2 separate regions of the Homo sapiens genome follow, and region 1 is linked to region 2. Evidence: chromatin loops called from intact Hi-C (ENCODE). Cell type or tissue: IMR-90. All regions are shown on one strand. Links, peaks and the distances in the headings refer to the core of each region. The heading gives the core; the rest is flanking DNA. Region 1 overlaps ST3GAL5 (ST3 beta-galactoside alpha-2,3-sialyltransferase 5). Region 2 has its middle 33 kb from the start of ST3GAL5-AS1.

Region 1 (5,000 bases), core at 1-5,000, 59 kb after region 2:
TATTAATAAGGCCCTCAACACTTATTGAAACTATTTTGATAGAATTATACATAATGATAAAAACTCTTGCTACACAGAATTAGAATTAAGGAGTTAAGGAAGAGATTGTTTACAGTAGCAGAAAAAAAAAACTTGAATGCCTGTTTAGTTTAAGATAAACAGATTTTTTTCAAAGAAGATGGTAAAACCCTAACGGGAAAAATGAAGTGAATAATGAATGAGATATAACTTCTTCCATCCAACTAAAAACTATAGTGAAGACATTATTTCTTAAATTAATATATGCATTTATTATAATAGTAACTAGTGCCTATATTAGTTAAGATATAATTTTGCCTTTAATTAACCATTCCTTAAACAAGACAGAAGCTTATTCCTCTATCATAGACCAGTCCAGAAGTAGAGTGGCAGCTCTCTGCCCTATGGGATTGTCCCAGGGGCCCCAGCTCCTTCTCTTGTTGTTCCACCATCCTTGAGTAATGTCCTCTCTGTGTGGTCCAGAGTGGCAGATCATGGTCCATATTTCAGTCAGGAGGCAGAGGGGATACAGGAGAAGCCAGAGTATGCCAAGGGAAGCACCTTGAGAATTGCACAGGATGCTTCTGCTCATATCCCATTGGCTAAAACTTAGTCTTGAGTCCTAGCTCCAAGGGAGACTGGGAAATGTAGTCTTCATTCTGGGAGGTACTATGCCCCACTAAAAATCCAGAGCTGTATTAAGTTGAGTTAGGGGAAAGCGAATATGGGGGAGACGGACCAATCCCTACTACAGTACTATTGGAATATTATTTAGAACTTGAAAATTGCTAATAAAATTATTTCAAAAGAATAAATAGGCAGGCACACAACATATTTTTTAAGAAAAGTGTTTTTAAATTGCCATATTCTCTCTTTTTCTTTTTTTTTTTTGATGTAACACTTCTGCTTTTAATGTAACTTTCTTTTTAAACTTTTTTATTATATAAATTTTAACCATACACAGAAGTGGGGAGAATTGTGTAGTGAGCCCTAGACCCATCTCCCAGGTTTAGTAAGTTATCAGCTTAAAGTTAGTTTTATCTATTCTCCCTGGCCCTCCACTTATCCCCTTCCTGAGTTCTTGAAGCAGATCTCATTTTTGCTATTTGATCTGTAGATATTTCTGTATGTAGCTCTAAAAGGTAAAAGGTCCTTTTTAAAAAAAATAAACTTTAAAGTTTAGGATAATTGTATTCACATGCGGTTGTAAAACATAATCTGGAGAGATTTTGTGTATGCTTTACTCATTTTCCCCCATGATAGCATCCTGCAAAACTATAGTACCATATCACAGCTGGAATCTGACATGGATACAGTCAAGATGTAGAACATCTCCATCCTCACAAGAGTCCTTCGTGTTGCCCTTTTATAGCCATATCTACCTATCTACCTCCCCTTCCACAACCCCTGACACTCACTAGTCTGTTCTCCCTTTCTATAATTTTGTCATTTTAAGAATGTTAAAAATCAGCCGGGTGCAGTGGCTCATGCATGTAATCCCAGCACTTTGGGAGGCCGAGGCAGGTGAATCACGAGGTCAGGAGTTCGACACCAGCCTGACTAACAGGGTGAAACCCTGTCTCTACTAAAAATACAAAAATTAGCCTGGCATGGTGGCATGCGCCTGTAATCCCAGCCACTCAGGAGGCTAAGGCAGGACAGTCACTCGAACCCAGGAGGCAGAGGTTGCAGTGAGCTGAGATCACGCCACTGCACTCCAGCCTGGGCAACAGAGCAAGACTCCGTCTCAGAAAAAAAAAAAAAAGAATGTTGAGAATCATACAGTATGTAACATTTTGGTATCAGCTCAGCATAGTTCCCTCTAGATTCACCCACTTTGTTGCATGTAACAACAGTTCATTCTTCTTTATTGCCAGTTACTATTCCATGGTATGGATGCAACATATAAAGGCTCTTTGAAAACCATAATCCATCCTCCTAACTCTCTCCTCTCTTTTTCCCCACTGCCCTCTTCGCCTCTCTTCACAGCAATGCCAAGTGAGTACACCTATGTGAAACTGAGAAGTGATTGCTCGAGGCCTTCCCTGCAATGGTACACCCGAGCTCAAAGCAAGATGAGAAGGCCCAGCTTGTTATTAAAAGACATCCTCAAGTAAGTACCGCCCCTGGGACTGTAGATCCCCCTGCTTTGGGTCAACTGTGTAGAACTAGGAGAAAAATTCAGTGAGAGCCCTCAAGATGGCTAATGTTGGAGAGGCATGCTTGGTCAAAGGATGCCTCAGACATTCAAAGGCACGTCTGAGTAAAGACTGAGTGCACAGCCGGAGTGAGCCTGTACAGCTGGCTGTATTTGGTAAGTGCACAGTGCCCAGTAGCTGCTCAGGCTCTCTACCTTGGCCTGGATGCCTGGGAGAGCAGCTCTCACCGTGCACTGCTCTTCATGCCCTTATTTAACAAAAGAGGGCTTTTCCCTTAGCTATTGTAAGTTAATCTAAAATATGGTTAATTAAATTTCCCTGAAGGCCCTTGAATACTGTTAAATATCGAATACTAAAAATGATGACAGGTGTTTGAGCCAGGTCACCCTTATATCCTAATAAGTGATAGAATTAATCAAGGAGGAACTTGGCAGGTGTCTTTTTTTACATATATACCAGTCAAACCTAGTTGAAAATTGCCCTTTTTTCATGTCTAAACATAGAAATCCAACCTTGCAATCTAGTCTTCTGTCTCACTTTACTGACTTAGGAAGTGTAGGGGAAAAGGAAATTTATAAGAATAAGGCTTATGTTACATTCAGCCTCCCTTGAGTCACCAACCAATATTTATTGAGGCCCACCACGTTCATGACGTCATGCTGGGCGCCAGCCACAAGGCAGCAGGGGAGATAGACCTGCGCCCTGTGCTGCTTAGGCTGTGGGTGAGGTGGACTCGCTCCAGGAATTAAGGCACAGTCTGATATGTGCTACAGACACTGGGCTTGCCTTCACACCCTTTTCTTTTATTTTTTTTTTAAATCAAAATAAGGGAAGTGTATGCACTGAATGTAACACCTTTTCTGGGGCTGAAGAGAAGAATAGGTAATATTAGGTTTTCAAGATTGAAAATTCAAAAGGTATTAAAGAGTCTCAGTGAAACACCTTCTCATCCCTGCTCCCCATTTACCCTCCATATTTAAAGATAACCAGTGTCACCGGTTTCTTGTGTATATGAGAAATATTTTGTGTGTGTGTGCTCTGCCATGCCCCGTGCCCAAACCCACTTTTACACAAATTGATAGCATCCTGTTCACTTATCATTATACATAATCCCAACTTGTCCAAGTTGTCATGGGAAGCCTGTTTTAAATGAGAATTTTAAAGTTTTTAAAACACTCCCAGCAACACTTCATTGTATTCTCATCCTCAAATATTAAGAAATATTTTGCATCTATTATGTATAATATATTATGCTAGATGCAATTTTTTTGAAAAAAAAACTGCCCCTTTATTTAGAAAATGGATTACTTTCTCTTTATTTCTTGCATTTGTTTTTTCAAGAACAGAATTGTTTAAAGCAGTGGTTCTTAAATTTTGGTTGAAACTTTTTAGCTTGCGGTTTGTGTCACTGGAGAACTTAGTAAAAATGAGATTTCTAAAACTAAGACTAGACTCAGCTCTTTTCTCCAAGTCGTGTGTGTGTGTGTGTGTGTGTATTAAACTATATAATAGTGTGAATTTATCAGATCTGTAAAAAATATTTTTTAGGTCATCTTAAGGGTAACTAATGGTCCTGTCTCATTTCCCAGTCGGCCTCACTTCCGGGTAGAATTCTTTAGACGTACTGTGAATAAACTGTTTCTTTTCTTTTCTTTTTTTTTTTTTTTTTTAAGGACTGACAGAATTTTCAGGTCACAAAAGATTGAAGCCGAGATTCTGTAGTTCAAGTCTATTACTTGATTTTAAGTTCAATAATTGACATTGTGATTCAGATTTTGTTACAGTGCTCTTGCAAAAAAAGTTTTTTCTGTGTTTGCTTATAACAAAGACAGTCATAAATGACTAGTTTATCTTGTCAGGAAAATAGGAAATGGCCCCTTCCTTTCACCCCAATGTCAACTTAAAGATTGTAGTTTTATGCTGCATAGCAGGCAGACTCATTTAGGATTCCGTTTTCAGTTTCACATTGCATCTCATGATTCTCACATGACTACATCATAATACCTAATTGATTTTTTTCCAGATGTACATTGCTTGTGTTTGGAGTGTGGATCCTTTATATCCTCAAGTTAAATTATACTACTGAAGAATGTGACATGAAAAAAATGCATTATGTGGACCCTGACCATGTAAAGGTTAGATATCCCATTGGTGTGGTTTAAATGAAAACATTGCCAAGCATATGCTCAAACTATAATATCATTAGTCTACTGTGTGACAAATATATGTTAATAAAAGTTTGAACTCAGAGGGGAAAGCACTTAATCTCAGCACTCCAAAACCAAAGACAACCTTCTTCTAAAAACCCACCACTAACTACTCCACAGTATCCTTCTCCCATTTACTGCAGCTGGGGTGTGGGATGAGGTGGGCTCAACCCAACAGGCTCTAGGGCTCCTCTCCTGGAATTAATTTGCCCTGATGCTATAAAGTAAACAACAAAGAAATTCTTTCTTTTTTCTTTTCTCCCTTTTTTTTTTTTTGAGTCAGGGTCTCGCTCTGCACCCAGGGTTGAGTGCAGTGGCAAGAACACGGCCACCTCAGCCTTCTGAGTAGCTGGGACCACAGGTGTGCACCACCATGCCTGACTAATTTTTTTATTTTTTGTGGAGATGGGGTCTTGCCATGTTGCCCAGGCTGATCTTGAACTCCTAGGCTCAAGCTATCCTCCCGCCTTGGCCTCCCAAAGGTCGGGGATTACAGACATGAGCCACCATGCCTGGCCAGAAATTCTCTTAGTATCATCTGTCCTTCCTGTGTTTTATTTTTAATTTTAATGAATTCACATTGCATTGCAAGATTTTTCTTTCAGCTTACATTTAT
Region 2 (8,947 bases), core at 2,046-7,045:
CCCAGGCCGGAGTGCAATGGCGAAATCTCGGCTCACTGCAACCTCCGCCTCCCAGGTGTAAGTGAAGAATCGCTGCCTCAGCCTCTCAAGTAGCTAGAATTACAAGCATGTACCACCACGCCTGGCTAATTTTGTATTTTTAGTAGAGACAGGGTTTCTCTGTGTTGGCCAGGCTGGTCTCGAACTCCTGACCTCAGGTGATATGCCACCTCTGCCTCCCACAGTGCTGGGATTATGATCATCGCATCCCCATCCTTCTTTACTTGAACAACTTTGACTTGTTTAAATGTCAGCTTGACCACTTGCCTTGTGGGAAGCATTTTTGGAGCCCTCCAAGTCTGAGTTAGTGCCCCCGCTCTCTGCTCCTGCAGCTGGTGTACACTTCCCCGTTGCAGAATTAATCATTCTGTACTCTAACTGCCTTCTGACTTTCTGCAACTGAATCCTGAGTGGTCAGCAGTGTCTGCACATGGAAGCCCCACACATACTTGTTGGAGGAGGAATTAATGAATGACTGCTCAACACCGCCTCTTTCACCGTTAGTCCACCCCGCCCTGTCTCCACCTTGTATTGTACATCTTGTATGAGACACGTTAACACTTTATTTGGTGAATCCTAGCAAGGCCTGGAAGAGAGGCCAAAGCAACAGAGGATAGGACCTTCAGGGGGTTGGGGACAGCAGGTGTTCATTAACTGGTACAGAAGTATTTCAATATTTTAACAACCAGTAACACAACTGTTGTGTGTCCTACTTGTGTGCATTGTTTATTCCACCAATGACTTCCCTGAAGTGATCAGCAACCACGGTCACTGGCAGGATTGTGCAGAGTGGAGTGGGCTGAGAGCTTGGAAGGACATCTCTTCTGCTGGTTGCCCAAAGCAGCATCACTGATGCATATTAGCCAGTTATTCATGGTTGAGATAGGGAGACAATAAGCCTCTGTGACATTTCTCTGGGACCTGGGGTTTGAGAAGCACTCCAGGATAGGGAAGGACAGAAGCTGGTACTGATGTAGCTCCTGCACCAAACAATAGCTTTGTGTGTGTCTGTGTGTGTCTGTGTGTGTGAGAGAGAGAGAGAGAGAGCTTGTGTTTGGTGTGCCATTATGCATGGTTAGCATCTGCATGTATGTGATGGGTATTTGTATGTGGTCTGTAAGTGTATGTGCGGTGTGAGGGGTGGTTTGGTGTGTATTTGTGCTGTATGCCATGGATATGGTGTGTAGATGTGGTTGTGGTTGTGTGCATGTGCCTATGTGTGTGCATGTATGTGTGGTGTGTATTATGAAGGTACTGAGGCAAGTGTTCTGGATGAGACTGAGGAGATGGTGACAGAGAGAGAAAAGAATGGAGGGGACCATCCCTTAGCCAACTCCTGGAAGTTCGTTGTATGTGGTCATCCAAGTGGGCAGAGTGAACAGGAGACCTGGCTGGGACCACCAGCAGCCAGCAGGACAGAAACATAGAGGAGGAAGAGAGAGCCCCAGTGATCACCTCGCCTGATCGGGAGAGTGTCTTCCCTCTGCTGGGCGGGCAGAAAGCATGTTCTAAAGACAGAAAATTTAGCAAAAAAGGGAGAAAGGGCTCCCCAGTTTCCTTTGCAACTTCTGCACCGTTTCTGTTTTGTTTTTGTTTTTGGTATAGCTCTGTGCCAGAAACAGCTTGCCCAATCGAGCATGTGAGGGAAAACTCATGGCCTCTCAGGCCACATCAAACAAAGCAAGGCCTTCAGCACAAGAGAGATTTTTGCTCTTCTTGGCAGGGATGACATCCTGGAGATTATAAAGGATTTGGGTCAGGGAGAGTCATCAAGAACATCCTGTTCCAGGAGCCCTGAGGCCCCGAGGCCCAGGATGGAGGACAGGTGACAAATACATTGCCCAGGGTCACACCACTGTTTCTTTCTGGTGGTTGAGTGTTAGCAGAGCCCCAGACTGATTTATTGATCAGGTTATTGGAAGGGCAAAGTCTCCCCCAGGCTTCCTGATTATCAGTCCAGAGCTCTTTCCACCTCCCCAGCTAACAGGAGACCCATGGTCTCCTCCAACCCTGTGGAACCTTCTTTTTTTTTTTTTTTCTTTTTTTTTTGAGACAGAGTCTTGCTGTGTCGCCCAGGCTGGAGTGCGGTGGCGCAATCTTGGCTCACTGCAACCTCCGCCTTCCAGGTTCAAGCAATTCTCCTGCCTCAGCCTCCTGAGTAGCTGGGACTACAGGCACACGCCACCACGCCCAGCTAATTTTTGTATTTTTAGTAGAGACGGGGTTTCACCATGTTGGCCTGGATGGTTTCGATCTCTTGACCTCGTGATCAGCTTGCCTCGGCCTCCCAAAGTGCTGGGATTACAGGTGTGAGCCACCACACCCGGCCATTTTCAGAAAATTCTTTCACAAATGATTAACTGACAACACAAAATGAAAATGTTGCCAGCTGGCTGCTGACCACATATGACAAACCACCTCTCCACCACTAAAGTCACCAGTGCCCCATTAACACTTGGGACATGGATCTCCTCAGTTTGTTGTTGGAACATTTGAGGAAATAGCCCAACTTAAAAAAAAAAGTTTTAAAAATGAGGTATAATTTATACACAGTGAAATGCTCAGATCTAACCTACAGAGTTTGATGATTACTGGCAAATGCATTCACCATGTAGCCATTACCCCAATTAAGATAGAAAGCATTTCATCACTTAGAAAGTTCCCTCTTGCCCTTTTCCAGTCAACCCCAATTGTTCTGATTTCTATCACCATAGATTGGTTTTGCCTTTTGTTGAATGTCATATAAATGGGATCATACAGTATACAGTCTCCTATGTCTGGCTTCCTTCATGCAGCATAATATCTGTGAGATTCATCTACATTGTTGTGTATATTAGCAGTCCCTTCCTTTTATTGTGGAATACTTTTCCATTGCATGCATATTCCACAATTTGTGTATCCATTTATCTGTTGTTGGATGTTACATTTGGATTTTTCCAGTTTCTGGCTACTAAGAATAAAGTTGCTGTGAACATTTAGGTACCAGTTTTTGTGTAGGGTGGATGGACATAGGTTTCATTTGTCTAAGGTAAAAATACCTAGAGGTGGAATTTCTGGGTCACAAGATACATGTATGTTTAACTGTATTTAAAAAAAAAAAAAGCCGGGAGTGGTGGCTCTCGCCTGTAATCCCAGCACTTTGGGAGGCCAAGGCAGGCGGATCACGAGGTCAAGAGATCGAGACCATCCTGGCCAACATGGTGAAATCCCATCTCTACTAAAAATACAAAAAATTAGCCGGGAGTGGTGGCAGGCACCCGTAGTCCCAGCTACTCGGGAGGCTGAGGCAGGAGAATCACTTGAACCCAGAAGGCAGAGGTTTCAGTGAGCTGGGATTGTGCCACTGCACTCCAGCCTGGGGACAGAGTGAGACTCCGTCTCAAACAAACAAACAAAAAAACCTCCATGAGGAGGGGGTGGCCACAGCTGTTACTGAAAGTAACCATTTTGGCTGGGTGCAGTGGCTTATGCTTGTAATCCCAACACTTTAGGAGGCTGAAGCGGGTGAATCACTTGAGGCCAGGAGTTTGAGACCAGCCTGGGCAACATGGAGAAACCCCATCTCTACAAAAAATAAATAAAAAAAAAAATTAGCGGGGCATGGTGGCAGGTGCCTATGGTCCCTGCTACTAGGAAGGCTGAGGTGGGAAGATCACTTGAGCTCAGGAGGCAGAGGTTGCAGTGAGCTGAGATGGCACCACTGCTCTCTAGCCTGGGCTACAGAACAAAACCCTGTCTCAAAAAACAACAACAAAAGTAACTGTTTAATTTGCTGAACTAACCAATAGATTTCATAATTGGTGCTAACTTTGGGTTGTACCCAAGAAAATGCTTCTTCATGTTACTAATGGAAGCGGACTAAGTAAAGTTGAAATAGATACACTGAGATTATTTACACCAAAAGTTTGACCAAACCTTTTGGAAATTTGCCTTAAGCTCCACTGATTACAATTAAGCAGGATGATTCATTAAGAATGTAAATAATGGAAAGGTCAGCCTTTGAAAACCAATCTGAGTGCTGAATTTTTACTGCTGTAGACTTAGTCTTACCCCAGGAAAGATAAACGGAATTCTTTGTAACTCAAGGGACAAGTTGCCTGGGCTTTCACTCTCTTGTAGATGTACCTTCAAGCCCAATTGTAATAGAAAATGGCATGATGAAGCTTTTGTGTTTGGGGAATTTGAACGGGAAAAATGGGTCTGACTCTGGCTGGCCCCCGGGGAAGTGGGGCAGAGGAAAATGGCTTCTGGCCCTACATAGAGGTGTTGCAGTCTCACCAACCCACCTTAATGTAGCAGTTTCTCTTTGTCTTAACTGGTACCCCAGGTCCTTTGTCCTATGTCCAAGAAAATTAGGAACGCAGACACAAACATGGTGTTGGAGGGAAAGTTTAATAAGTGAAAGAAATAAAGCTCTCTGCAGCAGAGAGAGGAGTCAGAGTGGATTGCCAGGTTACAGCTGAGAAACCCCTCTCATCTCTGTAGCAGTTTGAGTAACTTCTCTTATCAGTAAGGCTGTCTGTGCGACGCCCCTTATCTCATGCAGCTGTGGGTATGTTTTTAGGTAAGCACAAAGCACAGCTTCTCTTGTTTGTATACTGTGAGTTTGTTTTAGGTAATCCCCCCTCCTCCGTGTGCAAGTTCTCACCATGTATCTGACTGAAAAAGGGAGAAAATTTTTTCCTGGGAGCTTGCTAATTAGACAAAGAATAAAGAACTCCTGTGCGGGATCCTGTTTGTTTATCTGTCCAGGTCCAGCCTGAGTTTTGTTTTGTTTTATTTTCCCCAGGTTGTTTTATTTTTGTCTGTTCCAGCAACTTTTCAGGCAGGCTGCTTCTGCACTCTGAATTTTTCCCAAATGATTTTTCCCACTTTCCTTCTCCCTTAGAGGCATCCTGAACTACTCTGTTTGTCTTGGCAAAACCTTAGAGAAAAGGCTGCAGGTGTCTGGTTAGGCTGAAACTAGGGACTGTGGCCTAAAAAGCTCATGTGAGAGGCTGGACTAGCTTAATCTGTAACCGGGGAAGTGGGATCATCAGAACTGGAAGCTACACTGGGAGCTGAATTGTAGGACAGCAGCAGCAGCAGGTTCCTGGGAGGTCTCCGGGGACCAAGACTGCAGACATTGAATTTCCTGGCAATCTTGGTTGTCCTCTGTATAAATGAATCATTGTTTATCATTCTGCAGACGCTTCTGGTGTTAGAATTTTACACTCATACCCTTTGTTATGTGATTTTGCAGTGCCCTCCATTAGTGTGAGTGCAGTATACCTCCACCAAGCCCGGCAGCCCTGTAGCCTGATGCAGAGCCTCCCAGCCAACCCACAGCCCTGAGGGCAAGGAAAACAAAAGCTCATTGTTGTATGCTCATGGTTTGTTATGCAGAATTATTATAGCATTTGCTGACTGATACATCTACCAAATACCTGGTCTTTTCTTTCATAATAATGCAAACCCCAATTTTTAACTGGCTCTTTGGAATAAGGCTAAATTTCCCAGCCTTTCTTACAGCTAGATATGATCATACTAGTGAGTTCTGGTCAATTAGATGTTAGTAGAAGTGGTTGGGCATGGTGGCTCACGCCTGTAATCCTAACACTTTGGGAAGCTTAGGCAGGCGGATCATTTGAGGTCAGGAGTTTGAAACCAGCCTGGCCAACGTGGTGAAACCCCATCTGTACTAAAAATACAAAAAAAGTTAGCCAGGTGTAGTGGCGGGCGCCTATAATCCCAGACACTCGGGAGGTTGAGGCAGGAGAATTGCTTGACCCCAGGAGGCGAAGGTTACAGTGAGCCAAGATCGTGCCACTGCACTCCAGCCTAGGTGACAGGGTAAGACCCCATCTCAAAAAAAAAAAAAGTTAGTAGAAGTGTTTGTGGCAACTTCTGAGACCTTTCCTTAAAAGCCAATGGCATGCAATCTTCATCTCTGTCTTCATCCTGCTGTCTGGAACAAGGATATAACAGCTGGAGCTCTAGCTGACATTTTGTATCCTGAGAAAGTTGCTCGTGCCCTAGGGAAGATGGAGCTGTGAGCTACCTGGAGCTACCTGGATTATTCTATGAGAGAGAAACAAACTGTTCTTTAAGCCTCTTCATCTCTACCATTCCCCTGCCGAACTTACTCCTGACACAGTTCTCAAGCCAGCTCTTACTAAGTCTGAAGAATAATTGTGATATTACTTATGAGCAGACTACTGACTATTGTGTAGCAATGATCAACTGTTATCTATACAAAGCAAAATGGGTACAGCACCAAATAGTTTAAAGTCGATCTCTCAGGAGGGAGGATAGAGAGTGATTGATAACAGTATTGGTTCCATTAGGAGTTATAAAAATGTTCTACTATGAAATAGTGGTGATGGTTGCACAACTCTGTGAATACACTAAAAAACAGAACTGCATACTTTAAAAGGGTGAATTTTGGCCCAGTGTGGTGGCTCATGTCTATAATCCCAGCACTTTGGAAGGCCGAGGCAGGAAGATTGTTTGAGCTCAGGGGTTCGTGATCAGCGTGGGCAACGTGATGAGAGCCCGTCTCCACAACAAAATTTTATAATTAGCTGGGTGTGGTGGTGTGCACCTATAGTCCTAGCTACTTGGGAGACAAAGGTGGGCGGATCGCTTGAACCTAGGAGGTCGAGGCTGAAGTGAGCAGTGATCATGCCACTGCACTCCAGCCTGGGTGACAGCAGAGTGAGACCCTGTTTCGAAAAAAAGCGGGGGTGGTGAATTTTATGGTACTTGAATTATATTGCAATAAAGCTGTTACCAAAAAAATCAATCTCTTGTTTATTGTTTATGCCTTTGTCTTGTTTTTGTTTGTTTGTTTGTTTTGAGATGGAGTCTTACTCTGTCACCCAGGCTGGAGTACAGTGGCATGATCTCGGCTCACTGCAACCTCCGCCTCCCAGGTTCAAGCAATTCTCCTGAGTAGTCAGCCTCCCAAGTAGCTGGGATTACAGGTGCCTGTCACCACACTTGGATAATTTTTGTATTTTTAGTAGAGATGGGGGTTTTGTATTTTTAGTAGAGATGGGGTTTCACCATGTTGGCCAGGCTGGTCTCGAGCTCCTGACCTCAGGTTATCCACCCGCTTTGGCCTCCCAAAGTGCTGGGATTACAGGCGTGAGCCACCGCACCTGGCCTATTTATGCCTTTGTGAGGGATGTATTATTTCTCCCACTTTACAGTACACAAAACTAAGGCTCAGAGAGCTGAAGTGACCCTCCCAGTTTATACACCTCATAAATGTCAAAGACAAGGCTGGAACTCAGGTATCCTGACACCAGCACTGTGATGCTTCCTTTCCAACCCCCGAGTGTGTTTGGCCCTCCTAGGGCCATGAGGCATCTGGATTCAAGGACTATTAGACAACTTTGAGTGATGGGTCAAGCTTGTTTTCAGCTCTTCCTTTCAGCACCTTCTCTTCTGGCTCCCCCATCCTCTGCTCGCCCGCTTGTCATGCCAACAGTCCTGGTTGCTCAGGGTCCCTGCGTGCTCTATTTGACAAGCATTCTTGCCAAGAAATAGAAAAAGATATTTGACTGATCTAAACCAACATAACACAATTGCAAATAGGTTTTCCCATGTTGCCATGTACCCCAACTCTCACATGTCCCTATCCCCAGTAGCTGGAGGTGTAGGACCTTACCATCTGGGGGAATTTCAATTGACAGCAACACACATTTATGGGAGGGTTCTTTGAACCAGCCACTTTGATGGATGCTTTTAGATGCGTTCCTACTGAAACTTCCCCACAGTCCATGGAATATGAGTATAGCTGAGCCCATTTTACAGATAAGGAAACTGAAGCTTAGGAAAGGTTAGGTAACCTACCCAAGTTTTTGCAGATAGTGACCAAGCCAGCATTCCAACCCGGGTATCCTAATTTGAAATTCATCATTCTTTTCCTTATTTTGTATGTGCGTTTGTCAGTGTTCCCCATGAGGTCTAACACATTTCTGGAGCAAGGCAGGAGATATCAAGGAGGTGACAAAAAACAAATAAATGAAAGCCAGCCTTTGCCAGCTTGCCCAGAGGCCTTTTTTTCTTAAGGAAGATTTATGAATCAGCCCTCAACCCAAGCACACACATATGTGGCAACAAGACTCACTCTAAGGTTTTTGTTTTCAACAGAAGACAGCCAACTGCCTGGCATTGGCATGGTTTGTGCATAAAATGGGTAGGAAAAGAATGGGAGGAAGAGATGCAGCACAAGTTTTGCTTTATCTTCTTAGAGGCAACAAGGGCTGCTGAGGGGATGGAAGCCAAACATCCTGAGAGGGGAGTCACTTGAGAGAGTTTGAGGTTGATTAAGTTTCAAGGGAACTCACAAACTACAGAAGGAAAAGGAATGTTGGTAAAGTAATGGGCTGGCAAGATGTAGAAACTCTTGCCAAATTAATGCCATATGATGTTATTTACAAGACCTTACCTCCTTCCAAAATGGATTGTAGGTAGATGAACACTGGGCCCTTTGCTGGTATTGTGGTCACTACTTGGCCTGGGACACTACTCTACTGGCCCCAGTGCCACCAATGCTTTGCCATCAACCGCAGAAGGAATTCCAATTACTTTGTTCAGTCTAGATTTATTTATTTATTTATTTATTTATTTATCCATCTGAAGATGGAGTTTCACTTTTGTTGCCCAGGCTGGAGTGTAATGGTGTGATCTTGGCTCACTGCAACCTCCGCCTCCTGGGTTCAAGCGATTCTCCTGTCTCAGCCTCCTGAGTAGCTGATATTACAGGCACGCGTCACCACACCCAGCTAATTTTTTTGTATTTTTAGTAAAGACAGGGTTTCACCACATTGGCCAGGCTGGTCTCGAACTCCTGACCTCAAATGATCCACCCACCTCGGCCTCCCAAAGTACTGAAATTAAACATGTGAGCCACCATGCC

What was found. A loop is a pair of places that touch in the nucleus more often than their neighbours do. Peaks named below come from ENCODE experiments on the same cell type or tissue, not always from the same donor. Only the 100,000 strongest peaks of a DNase experiment are listed, where the experiment ranks them.
Region 1: a loop joins it to region 2, with 4 times the contacts of the local background. A loop is called at or near these places in 1 of 110 quality-filtered maps.

The regions. Positions count from the first base shown.
Region 1 is chr2:85,860,493-85,865,492 of GRCh38, reverse strand. It overlaps ST3GAL5 (ST3 beta-galactoside alpha-2,3-sialyltransferase 5), which reads left to right. Exons shown (of 7, transcript NM_003896.4): 2 at 2,008-2,131; 3 at 4,201-4,312. Among named protein-coding and RNA genes, the nearest start is that of ST3GAL5, 26 kb to the left of the region's middle. RefSeq lists an enhancer at 4,117-4,196. In IMR-90, for the core only: no CTCF peak of the experiment used is centred there; a DNase peak (open chromatin) is centred at 2,812.
Region 2 is chr2:85,917,496-85,926,442 of GRCh38, reverse strand. No RefSeq gene overlaps it. Among named protein-coding and RNA genes, the nearest start is that of ST3GAL5-AS1, 33 kb to the right of the region's middle. RefSeq lists an enhancer at 1,668-1,717. In IMR-90, for the core only: no CTCF peak of the experiment used is centred there; a DNase peak (open chromatin) is centred at 4,012; H3K27ac peaks cover 1,176 bases.